Linked DNA regions of Homo sapiens: region 2 is linked to region 1. The links are chromatin contacts, found by Hi-C in ENCODE. All regions are on one chromosome and are shown on one strand. The core of a region is the stretch at or near the end of the contact, and the rest is flanking DNA. Distances in the headings are between cores, read along the strand shown. Region 1 overlaps MAP4K5 (mitogen-activated protein kinase kinase kinase kinase 5). Region 2 overlaps NIN (ninein).

Region 1 (5,831 bases), core at 2,808-5,307:
CCAAATAAAAGCCTATATTGACAGAATAACTATTTTTGAAAAAAAAAACCTGTAACATATCTGTAAGTTCTTCTACATGAGTATTTTTTAAAGCTGCCAATTATAACCCAATTCATGACATCAACTCAGTTTTTAAAAAAAGATATGAGGTACTGCAGTATGAAACTTTTGTGGGTTTTGTTTTGTTTTTAAGCAATTTGTGATGTGTCTGCATTTTTTCTTTGTATTCTATCTTGGGCTGATTGAGCCTCTTAGATCTGTAGGTTAATATTTTTCATCAAATTTGGAAAATGCTTGGCCACTATTTATTCAAAATTTCTGCCCCAGTCTCTCTCCTCTGCTTCTGGGACTCCAGTTATATACGTAAGAACACTGAATGTTGTCTACAGGTCGTGGAGGCTTTGTACTCCCACTACACTCTTCTTCATGTATCCACACGTAAGTTTTTTTTTTTCTTCACTGTACTTCAGTTTTGTTTCTGTTGCCGTGACTTGAAGCTTATTGATCTTTTTTACAGTATTGAGTCTACTGTTCAGTGAATTTCATTTCAGGCAAGCATTTTTTGGATCTAGACTTTCAGTCATATATGTACTATACCTGTATATACACACACATCCATATATATAATTTCTGTTTTTCTACTGAGCTATTCCATCTGCTCACTTACTGTGTCTATCTTTTCTCTTAAATCCTTGAACATATTTATAGCTGTTTTGAAATTCTTGTCTGCTGATTTTAACATCTGTGTCACCTCTGGGTCTGGTTTTACTAATTTGTTTTCAACTGGTTATGGTTCCTATTTTCTAGCTTCTTTGGTTGTCTTTTTTATTGTATCTTGGACAATGTAATACAATGTTGAGCATCTGGATTTTATCCTCTTTCTTTAAAGAGTTAATTACCTGGTATGTCTACTTAATCCTTTCAAGGCTTGTGTCAGGTTTTAGTAGAGTATTCAGCAAGGTCTTTCCTCAGGTAGAAAGCCAAATTTTTCCTGGTACTGTGGGATTTCCAGAAGCTCACAGCGCTCTGTTAGCTGTTTTCTGAGATAACTTGCATACTCTTGCTTTGCCCTTAGTATTCAGCCAAAGACTTAAGAAAACTTCTTTGCATATTTTTGGAGTTCATCCTTCATACAGCTTATTTTTGGGACTGTGCCCTCTACCTAAGCAGCGCTAAATTCAAATCCTTGTTCCGTTCACCTGTTGAGACTGTTACTTTCTCTGTGGGCTCCATTTTCTTGTGTCCTAGTTTGGAAAGTGCCCCCAGGCAGAAAGTCAGGGTAAATATGGCTCTTACCACCATGTATTTTCCTTCTTTTAAGAATCACAGACTTACGGTGTCTGTGGTGCATTGCCTCCAAACAGTTGCTTTAGTTTGTACACACACAAACATGCAGACATATATATGTTTACATGTAGATAGCTGTTTATACAGAAGGGTAAGTCCAATTTCTGTTATTTAAAAATGGCCAGGTGTGGTGGCTCACACCTGTAATCCCAGCACCTTGGGAGGCTTAGGTGGGCAGATCACCTGGGGTCAGGAACTCCTGATGTCAGGAAACCTCATGAGATGGTGAAACCCCATCTCTACTGAAAATGGAAGAATTAGCCAGGCGTGGTGGCGGGCACCTGTAGTCCCAGCTACTCGGGAGGCTGAGGCAAGAGAATAGCTTGAACTCTGGAGGCGGAGGTTATAGTGAGCTGAGATTGCGCCACTGCACTCCAGCCTGGGCGACAGAGTGTGAGACTCCATCTCAACAACAACAACAACAACAAAAAAGTAATATATTATTTTCACATTTTATGTAATGTGAAATGCAGCTCTAGACCTGCTTGCCAGTGTTTCTGGTTGTCACAAAAACAAACTTTAGCTCATCTCTGTTTCAAAAGACTAAAGAGGTTCTTTATGAATAGTAGTAGTTCTTGAATTCAGATGTTTTTTAATTACGTTAAGTCATTAATGTCCCAGGACTTTTTATTTTAGATTATTTTTTAAAGTAGATACTGTATTTTATGGAATGTCTTCTAAACTTTTATTGAAAAATTTATGACATACTGTTTTTGTTTAATGTGATGAATTATGTCAGTACTTTGTGTTTGCTTTTTACAAATCTTGTTTTTAGGAATAAGGACAACTGGATCCTATTTGAAAGCGCTTTTTAAAAATATTTTGTTTCCTAAGATTGTATTTAGGAATTTTGCATCTCTATGATGCAAGTATGAGTGTTTAAAAAAATTTGGGGGGCTTTTAATCACATTAGATTTTAGAATTTTTAAATTTTAAATACTTTATGAGGAAGTAATAAACCCTCCTTTTCTATGTTTTAGAATATTTTATAGAAAAGAAGTTACTCTTTGAATATTTTGAATAACTCTGAAGTCAGTATGACTAGGCCAAATAAAATACATATTTAGCAAAATATATCAGATTCCTGAATGCCATTGTGACATTTAATTGAACAGAAGTCATTTGTTCTTTTTAGATAATTTTTAGGTAGTTTTTCTTAGTTCATCTCTGCCATGAAGCTGTAGCTTAAACCGTCTCAAAACAGAGTCTACAGCATAGAGAAAATTCTTAAAGTTTTTACTTAGTCATTTATTTTTGATGAATTTTTAAAAATCTCTTTTATACAAAAAGAACTGTTTAATTTCCTGATTCCAAACAAGAATTAAGTAGAGATGTTAGGAAGATCCCACTTTGTTATTTACTTTTGGTAAGCATAACAAAGGGGTACTCTTGTAGTCAAAAAATAACATATTTTTTGTCTTCTTTCCCCTCTTCTTTCTCCCTCCCCCACCCCATATACAAACTTGTCATTACATTTCTGAGATCAACCCTTTGAGATGCTGAGTTTGTACATACCTGTTATATATTTTGCAGTTGACAAATTACAATTTGAACCTCCTCTGAGAAAAGAAACAGAAGCACGAGATGAAATGGTAAGAATTCATTTTTAAAGCATTATTTTCACATTAAGATTTGAGAAAACTTTTTTTTTGTTAGTTGTACTTTGATTAGAAAACAAAGTAATATACTCTTTTAAGCATTAATTTTGACAATTTTTCCCGTATTAAAGTTTTTAAAAGTTTATAGTTAGTTTTATTTTTACTAGAGTACGATGTAATACACTATTTCAATCATTCATTTTAACCTCCTTAGTCTTTTGAAGGTTTTACATGATGTTATTAAATACGCAGAATTTGATTCTCAGCTTTAAGCTCTTAGGACCTTTTTTTTTTTAACTGATTCTGTTTGTTTTATAGTAAATTCTACATTCTGTATTGCCTTACTATTTTTTAAATATATTTTATTTGTTAATATAGTTTCTTTTTTAACCATTGCTGCTATTTTGAATTTACTATCTAGTTACCTCTTTCCTTATCTAAAATGAAAAAAGTGGCCGGGCCCAGTGGCCAACTCCTGTAATCTCAGTACTATGGGAGGCTGAGGCAGACAGATCACCTGAGGTCAGGAGTTCCAGACCAGCCTGGCCAACATGGCAGAACCCTGTCTTTACTAAAAATACAAAAATCAGCCAGGCGTGGTGGCATGTGCCTATAAACCCAGCTCCTCAGGAGGCTGAGGCAGGGAGAATTGCTTGAACCCAGGAGGTGGAGGTTGCAGTGAGCCAAGATCAAGCTACTGCACTCCATCCAGCCTGGGCGACAGAGTGTGAGACTCCATTTCAAAAATAAATAAATAAATAAAAAGAAAAAAGTAATGAAGCAAGATATTATTAGAGTTAGCCTAACCTAGCCTATTGAGTTCATCCTTAATGTTTGGAAGTAGTGCTCTTCTTACTGTAAATATGTTGCTGTATGATAAAACCCCAGTTTCCATGCTAAGAGGGAAAAGTAGTAGCACCAGTAAATTCATGACAGTTTAGTAATATGATATTTAGTTTTCCATGCTAATGGAGTGATGATGTAGATAATTCAGTTGTTTTCTTTTATTGTTTGCTTTGGAATATGCTCACATACTGATAAAGAAGGTTTGTCACATTTGAAGCTACCTTTAGTATGTTTATGGAATTTCTTAAGTTCAGGTCGACTGATAATGAGTCATTGACCTAAATATGTCAAATGACAAAGCAAATCTAGCTAGAGATTAAAAAATTGATTGAATGCCAAGATGATTAATAATCATGACACTGGAATGTTTTCTTGAATCAAATAAAATGGTTAATACCTGTTACAAAGTAACATTTTAAACTATATTTTTATCTTTACAGGGATTGTCATCAGACCCAAATTTCATGTTACAGTGGAATCCTTTTGTTGATGGTGCAAATACTGGCAAGTAAGTTGTTTTCTAATTTAATAACTATATTTTATTTGATTACATAAGAACAGTATGGGGCATGTGATTTATTCTAATAAGCTTTAATTTGCATTCTTGAAAAAGTTATGCCATTAATGAAGGTAAAGCTTTTGAGTTTTACCAAAAAGCATCATGTATTGATCATTAAGGTTTTTTATTTGTTTTTGTTTTTAATCAGAATATGCTATGTAATGATAATATACTGAAAGGTGAGTCACATGATGTCATGGGAAAAAATACTGTAACAGAGTTAAAAAGCCCCAGTTCATCTCTCCAATATAGTTACCTCTACAATTAAGTGAGGGGGCTGGCCTTCATGAGTTGTTCCTAACCTGTCTGTGTACTGCAATTGCCTACAGAGCTCTTTAGAAATGCAGATTCCTAGGTTCCCACATTAGGCCTATACATTTGGAGTTAACAAACTATGGCAGCCCACAAACTAAGAATAGTAAATACATTTTTAATGGTTGAAAAGAAATCAAAAGAATAATTATATTTTATTACACATGAAAATTACATGAAATTCAAATTTCAGTGTCATAAATAAGTTTGTTAGAATATAACTATGCTTATTAGTTTATGTATCGTACATGGCTGCTTTCACACTATAACAGCAGAGTTCCATAGTTACAACCACTGTATGCCTTGCAAAACCTGCAGTATTTACTCTCTGGCCCTTCATAGAAAAAGTTTGCCAACCTCTGGTATAGAATACAGTCTTTGGGACTGGATCTAAGAATCCTGAAAGCCGCCTAATTGATTGCAATGACTGTGGATAAGTGTGTGGGACCAGTGGACTAGATAAGTGCTTCTCAAACTTATTGACCTGGAGAGCTTATTAAAAGGAAGATTCTGTGCATTTAGAAAAGTTCCCAGATGATGCCAATTCTGCTGGTTTGAGGATCTACTTTGAGTAACAAAAGGTTTGATGATATACCCACTTGAATCTATGGGTCCCAACTCTAAAATTCTGAATCAGTTTTTTAACCAAGAAGTTAACTTAGTTTTTATTACATAAGAAATATAGCAAAGCATAACCATAAAAGTAAAATAAGACTTTGTGTCCACTTTTTAAAATCTTTATTTTATAGACATACAATTTGACAATATGAGTGAGGTCTTAGGTCTTCCTAAAGATTTTATACTCTGCATCGTGATCTGTCTTTTACATCCTCTGTATAGAAACTGATTTTAATACATATTTAATAGTATCTGTGTTTTCGGTTACGGTCATTTATCATCATCTAAATTGCATTTCTTCTTTGTATTAGATCAACCTCAAAACGTGCAATACCACCTCCCCTACCTCCTAAGGTGAGCTACTTAATGATTTTGAACACTAAATCCTTATTTAAATAATATAGTTAAATTTTTAAAATAATTTTGAGTTTTTTCAAAATTTTCTTAAATGTATTTTAGATGAATAGAGTTTTCTTCAAAAGAAGTGTATGATGGTGTAAAATATATAGTAAAGAAGATTTCATGAGGAATACAATATTTTTAATAGCTAT
Region 2 (6,100 bases), core at 1,039-3,538, 330 kb before region 1:
TTGAAACCATGCTTTCTGCTTGCTCGGGGGATAAGTGGTATTATTTTTCTAAACAGATAATAGAAATATTTGTTTAGTGGTATTTTTCTAAACAAATAATAGCTTTTGATTTATTTTCAAAAGCTTTCAAGTAGCCTAGCTTACAGAAAATTTTTTTTGTTGTTTTCCCCTTCTTTCCTGTATTTTTGACCATTATATACCCTTTGTTTACCTTTGTAATGGCTCAGTGGTAATTTATTTTTCATTGGTGACTATTAAGTCATAAAATTAAATTTATTCTCCTGAATTGTAAATCAGTGCAATATGTAGAACCTTGGGTTGTTTTTGCCAAAAAATATTGCACAAACTTGGATTATTTATCTAAAACCAATTCTTGGAATAAACTGTAGCTACTTGTGGAGAGCTGCATGTTCTTCTGTGGTGGTTTCCAAAGCTCAGGAAAAGAAGTAGCACATTTAGTTATTTTCCTCTGGCCTGAGGACAAGTAGAGGATTGCTCATAGAATATAACTTTTACTTAGTGTTTTTCCTGCTAAAGAAAAATAGTGAAATTCTATAGTACTTAGTATTACTAGCTCTAAACCACAGAGGAGCTGGAAGTTCAAGATGATCTCATTTACTTGGAATCCTAAAATTTTACAACTGAACGCCATTTTAGATTTAGTCACCTCTCATTTTATAGGTAGAGAGAGTGAAATCGTGGCTGTTCCCTGCTTTCATGAAGGGGAACTAGAGTCACTGTCTTATGCCTGTAACTAGCACACTCCTTTCCGAAAGCAAGAACAATGACAGGGCAGAGATGCAAACCAGCATGCCCGATGCCGAATCTGGCCCCAAGCCTATTTTACTTGTCATGCCCAGTGTTTTTAAAATTGAACTTTTTGCTACATTGAAAAAAAAAATCAGGAGATTTTTCTAAAACTCCAAAGATTTGGCTCCATTTTATGGGCAGTAAGATGCAGCCAGCCCCTTTGGAGAGGACATGCACTCCTGTGTTCAGTTTCCCAGCACTCGCTACTTTCTGATGTCTTAAACCCATCTTGCCTCATTCGTTGACATCATCTTCCGGGCCTCTTTGAGTGTTTGGGTTTGTGATTATTTTCCAACTTACACTTCAGCAAACCAGCTATCCAAAGACCTGGTCCATGTAAGAATAAGAATGTCCTCACAGTTCCAGAGACAGCTCCTGCTCAAAGTGTAGAGCGTGCCCCAGTTGGCCATTTAACCGGCATTGTTTTCTGCCTAGCCCCGGCCCCGTCTTCTGAATCCACACTCTTCTATTCATCACTTGCCCACTCCACCATCTAAAATAACTGGAAGGACTTTCCAGGTGCGAGGTCTTTAGGCAGTCTGGAAGCTGTGCACTGATTTGGCTAATGTCACAAGGTCAAGCAGTGTGGATCTAATGTTAGAGCCAAACTTTTAACCTTGTTAACTTCAGTCAACACACCTGGACTTGACAGTAATTTCTGGTACAAAGGTCCTGAAAGCCTTGTCCTCCAGGAAAATATTATTTTGGTTGATAAGAACAGGATAGAAAAGTTAAGGGATCTTGGCAACCTCAGAATCTTGCCCCAAATATCTTTCCATTGATTTGATCCTCTTTTAGGAATTGTTGCTTCTTGCAAACGTTTCCACTCTTTAGAATGGTTTTCTTGTTTCAGAGTTCCCTCCAGAGGAAGTCGTATGAAAGCAAGAATGGAAACTAATGTTTCCTGTTGGGTATGAATTGGGGAAAAAAAAGCATTTGAGATGAGAGAATTGCCTCAAGCCCTTACATGAAGAATGAAATCAACAATAGTGAGATCGTATAAATCCTAGCAGTAGTCCAGATTTACAAAAGGAATATTAGAAGCTTGAGAATGTGTTGCAGAGAATTTAGGCCTGTGTTAGAATGAGTCCAGTTGTAGGCTCAAATGCAACAAGAGCAATTTGTTGCTTATTCTGTCTCCTTACTGCTCAGTGGCATGGGCCTTAACTGGGAGCTTGTTAGAAATGCCGAAATCTGAATCCCCACACCACCAGACTTACCATATTAGAGTCTTCATTTTAACAAGCTCTCCAAGAGATTTCCATTTTGTACATTGGAGGCATGTTCCTATAGAAACATTTTAACCCCAGAATAAAGAGGAATCTGACTGCTAGTGGGAGGGCTTTGCCTTTCCTCCTCGTTCTGTGGCTTCAATGATCCACGTTGCTCTATTCACCTTCCCATTCCTCTGTGGAGCTAGGGAACCAGCCATTCCCAGGCAAGCCTCTAGATGGGGCTGTAGCCCAATCTCCCCTTCCCTATTACAGGATAGGGGCTATTTGATTACCATCAGAGGGTGCGGACTAGCCAGTCAAAACTCCCTTGCCTTTACATGTCTTGGAACCCTTCTATTGCACACACATAAAGTCTTTGTTTTTCCTGTGCTAAAACATTAAAGCAAAAAGCCAACACACTCAGTATTGTTACAAGTAAGGTTCTAAACCCCAAGTTATGGATTTCAGATTCCAAATCTTAATTGTAATCAGATCATTGTAATCTGTCCCAGACCAAATTCTGCTGTGCTAGCCTACCAATTTCAAAAATTCAACATAAAGAAAATATCACTGAGGGTCACCACAGTATAAAAGTGTAACAGATGTCCAACCACTTTCTACTGTTATGACACTGGGAAGCTTGTATCTTTATATTATTTAGGTATTTTTTAAAATTTGTAAGAATAATGTGTAACAACATTAAAGACTGCCTATTGTAGGAGTGTGAGTAAAAGAGAATATAGTTAATTGCTAAATTGCATAAGATTATGAAGATGTTGGAAATTGACTTTTATTTAGTTTGTGGGAAGGAGGAGGGCATATCATTACTGGAAAGGGAAACCAGTAAAGTGAGAATAAAGGGGCATAATTATATTTCTGGAGTCCTGGGACCAACCATGGTACTGATTACTACTGGCCGGAAGTATACTTTGGGCCTTGTATACTTGAATGGAGTATTTAAAATATGTGATGACTCTTTTCTAGATGCTCGAGGAAGTATTCCATAATCTTGATCCTGACGGTACAATGAGTGTAGAAGATTTTTTCTATGGTTTGTTTAAAAATGGAAAATCTCTTACACCATCAGCATCTACTCCATATAGACAACTAAAAAGGCACCTTTCCATGCAGGTAAAAAATAAGCAGAAGTGCTTTCTTTGTGAATAAAAGTTAGAACCCATTTAAGTAATGTCTAATAAATTAATCTGTTGTCTGAAGCAAAATACTAAGGAAAGAGAGGGAAGCAAAAGAAGAATTAGAAAGACTTAACCATTAGGAAGGAAAGGTTGGGTTTGAGAAATGACCGTAAATTACAGTGGAAAGACCACTAATTATGCCTTGTCATGTCAGCTCTGGGTCAGAAGAAACCTGGTGTTAATTAGGGACATATCTCGTCTATGTCATAGAACTCTCTACCAAAACAGTTGGTTTTGATAAGCTCCGTAGGCTTGACTCAGTTGGGAACAGAGATCAGAGAGGCTGCATGACTTTTTTCCTGGCACTGTATATTAGAGAAACATGCCTTCTACCCATCGTGGTCAGGGCTGACCAATATCTTGTTGAAATGCCTGGAATCAAGCTAGGCTTACTCAAGTCTCTTCCTCCTTCCAGTCTTTCGATGAGAGTGGACGACGTACCACAACCTCATCAGCAATGACAAGTACCATTGGCTTTCGGGTCTTCTCCTGCCTGGATGATGGGATGGGCCATGCATCTGTGGAGAGAATACTGGACACCTGGCAGGAAGAGGGCATTGAGAACAGCCAGGAGATCCTGAAGGTGTGGCAGCTAAAATTGAGAAAAATGACAAACTGGAGAAGGGTTGAAAATTTTCAATTTTATTTTTTGGAAACTGTGATTTGATTTTCTTTCTTCTTAATGGTACTTCTGTTCACAAAGTCTCAAAGATAAAAGGTAACTTTTTTTTTAGCCCTTTTAACCAGGAGCCTTTTGTTAAGTACTTTCCGTGTTTTTAACCCCCAGATTATTGACATGAGAAATACTCTTACAATTGTGTTTATTTACAGGGCCAGATAGTGTTGTTGTTGTTGTTGTTGTGTTTTTTTTTTGTTTTTTGTTGTTTGTTTTTTTTTTGAGACGGAGTCTCGTTTTATCACCTGGACTGGAGTATAACGGTGTGATCTCGGCTCACTGCAACCTCCGCCTCCTGGGGTTCAAGAGATTCTCCTGCCTCTGCCTCCCAAGTAGCTGGGACTACAGGCGCACACCACCATGCCCGGCTATTTTTGTATTTTTAGTAGAGACAGGGTTTCACCGTGTTGGCCAGGATGGTCTTGAGCTCCTGACCTCAAATGATCCGCATGCCTCGGCCTCCCAAAGTGCTGGGATTACGGGCGTGAGCCACTGCACCTGGCCAAGATAATTTTTTTTTTTTCTTTTTAACACAAATAACCATGTTATGCTTTCCTTAGAGAAAACTTAACTGTGTTCTAGACTGATGGCTGTTCCTAAGCAATCACCAAAGCAATGGAATTGTCTAATTGCTAGATCATTGTCAGCTCTCAGAGTTTGTATAGCCTTCACATTTTCTGCTTTCAGAGGATGGAATGAGTGATTTGTTTTTGAATTTACGCCTTGCTCTGATTTCTAGGCCTTGGATTTCAGCCTCGATGGAAACATCAATTTGACAGAATTAACACTGGCCCTTGAAAATGAACTTTTGGTTACCAAGAACAGCATTCACCAGGCGGCTCTGGCCAGCTTTAAGGCTGAAATCCGGCATTTGTTGTGAGTTGAGCAGAAGGTTCGCCTGCCCCATTCCCTTTCCTACTTGTCCAGCAAGTCATTCGGATGCCTTGGATGGACATCCTTCTATTCTGTATGCAAATGTTGCTCATCTTCTATCCAACTGCTGCACACATCTTCCTTAAAGTATAGGAAAATTAAGGAGAACTTAGATTGACATGTAGGCTTTTGAAGGGAAGGGTGGAGTGCCTTTTTGCTTTGGGAGGGTTTTGGTTGTCTTGGTTTTGCTTCTGTATTGATGCAAGCCAGATGAGAGCTTTTCTGGGTCTACTTGTTGCTTAGAAACAGTTTCCCATTAACTCAGTGTACTTCTGATCCTAGGGAACGAGTTGATCAGGTGGTCAGAGAAAAAGAGAAGCTACGGTCAGATCTGGACAAGGCCGAGAAGCTCAAGTCTTTAATGGCCTCGGAGGTGGATGATCACCATGCGGCCATAGAGCGGCGGAATGAGTACAACCTCAGGTGAGGCCAGCAGAGTGAGGCTCCTCCTCACCCACCACCCTGGCCCAGGGCAGTGGCGCCTGCAGCTGCAGGGGCAGAACAGTGCACTGGGGACTCTTCTGGTCAGCCTGTTGGCCACACCTTGCTGGAGTGACTCAGATGTGGTCAAGCCCTAAGGGAAAGCAGGGTACACTAGATATTTTATCCAGGTGCTTTTCATCTCTGTGCCTCTGTGTTTCCATTTTTGGTAGATTGATACTGGGACCTCTGAAAGACGTGATGGCAGCTTGTCCATTTTTCTTCGTTACAGGAAACTGGATGAAGAGTACAAGGAGCGAATAGCAGCCTTAAAAAATGAACTCCGAAAAGAGAGAGAGCAGATCCTGCAGCAGGCAGGCAAGCAGCGTTTAGAACTTGAACAGGAAATTGAAAAGGCAAAAACAGAAGAGAACTATATCCGGGACCGCCTTGCCCTCTCTTTAAAGGTAATCATCTTATTAGTTCTGTGGTCTGCGTCCCTGCCGGGAACACCACGTGGAAAACTACAGCTTTGGAAGTGGGCATGTTTGCACAGGGTTCAGTCCAAAAATCCTCCAAGTTTGCCCAGCTGGGTCTTCACCCAGACTTGGCAGGGCCCTGCTAAAATCTGGATTTCAGCAGGGCTACCCAGGCTCCTGCTTTGCTCACAGTATTGATTAGCATCTCTTGTTCTTCTCTCCCACTGCGGGTTCACTAGGTCTTCAGGGCTGTTTGGCACCTGGCTGACCCCTTGATTCCTCCCGCTGCTACTCCAAACCTGGCCCTCACCCTCAGATCCCCATCTTCTCGCCTGCCCGCCCCCCTCATTCTCAGCAGATGGTCTTGCCTCC

What was found. Hi-C counts contacts between places; a loop is a spot of excess contacts on that map. Pooled maps may share reads with other maps.
Region 2: a map of PC-9 shows a loop between it and region 1 (4-fold over the local background). The contact joins two enhancer-like sites. A Hi-C loop is called at or near these places in 2 of 168 maps with a recorded cell type or tissue (PC-3 and PC-9) and 2 of 50 pooled maps.

The regions. Positions count from the first base shown.
Region 1 is chr14:50,445,882-50,451,712 of GRCh38, reverse strand. MAP4K5 (mitogen-activated protein kinase kinase kinase kinase 5) reads left to right here. Exons shown (of 33, transcript NM_006575.6): 15 at 2,881-2,939; 16 at 4,232-4,299; 17 at 5,592-5,634. Among named protein-coding and RNA genes, the nearest start is that of CDKL1, 52 kb to the right of the region's middle. Within about 2 kb of position 4,057, at least 4 of the 41 ENCODE cell types and tissues checked have a DNase peak (open chromatin) inside an H3K27ac peak, as active enhancers do.
Region 2 is chr14:50,770,004-50,776,103 of GRCh38, reverse strand. It overlaps NIN (ninein), which reads left to right. Exons shown (of 31, transcript NM_020921.4): 8 at 3,009-3,155; 9 at 3,636-3,803; 10 at 4,636-4,772; 11 at 5,112-5,252; 12 at 5,542-5,716. Among named protein-coding and RNA genes, the nearest start is that of NIN, 58 kb to the left of the region's middle. Within about 2 kb of position 2,288, at least 7 of the 41 ENCODE cell types and tissues checked have a DNase peak (open chromatin) inside an H3K27ac peak, as active enhancers do.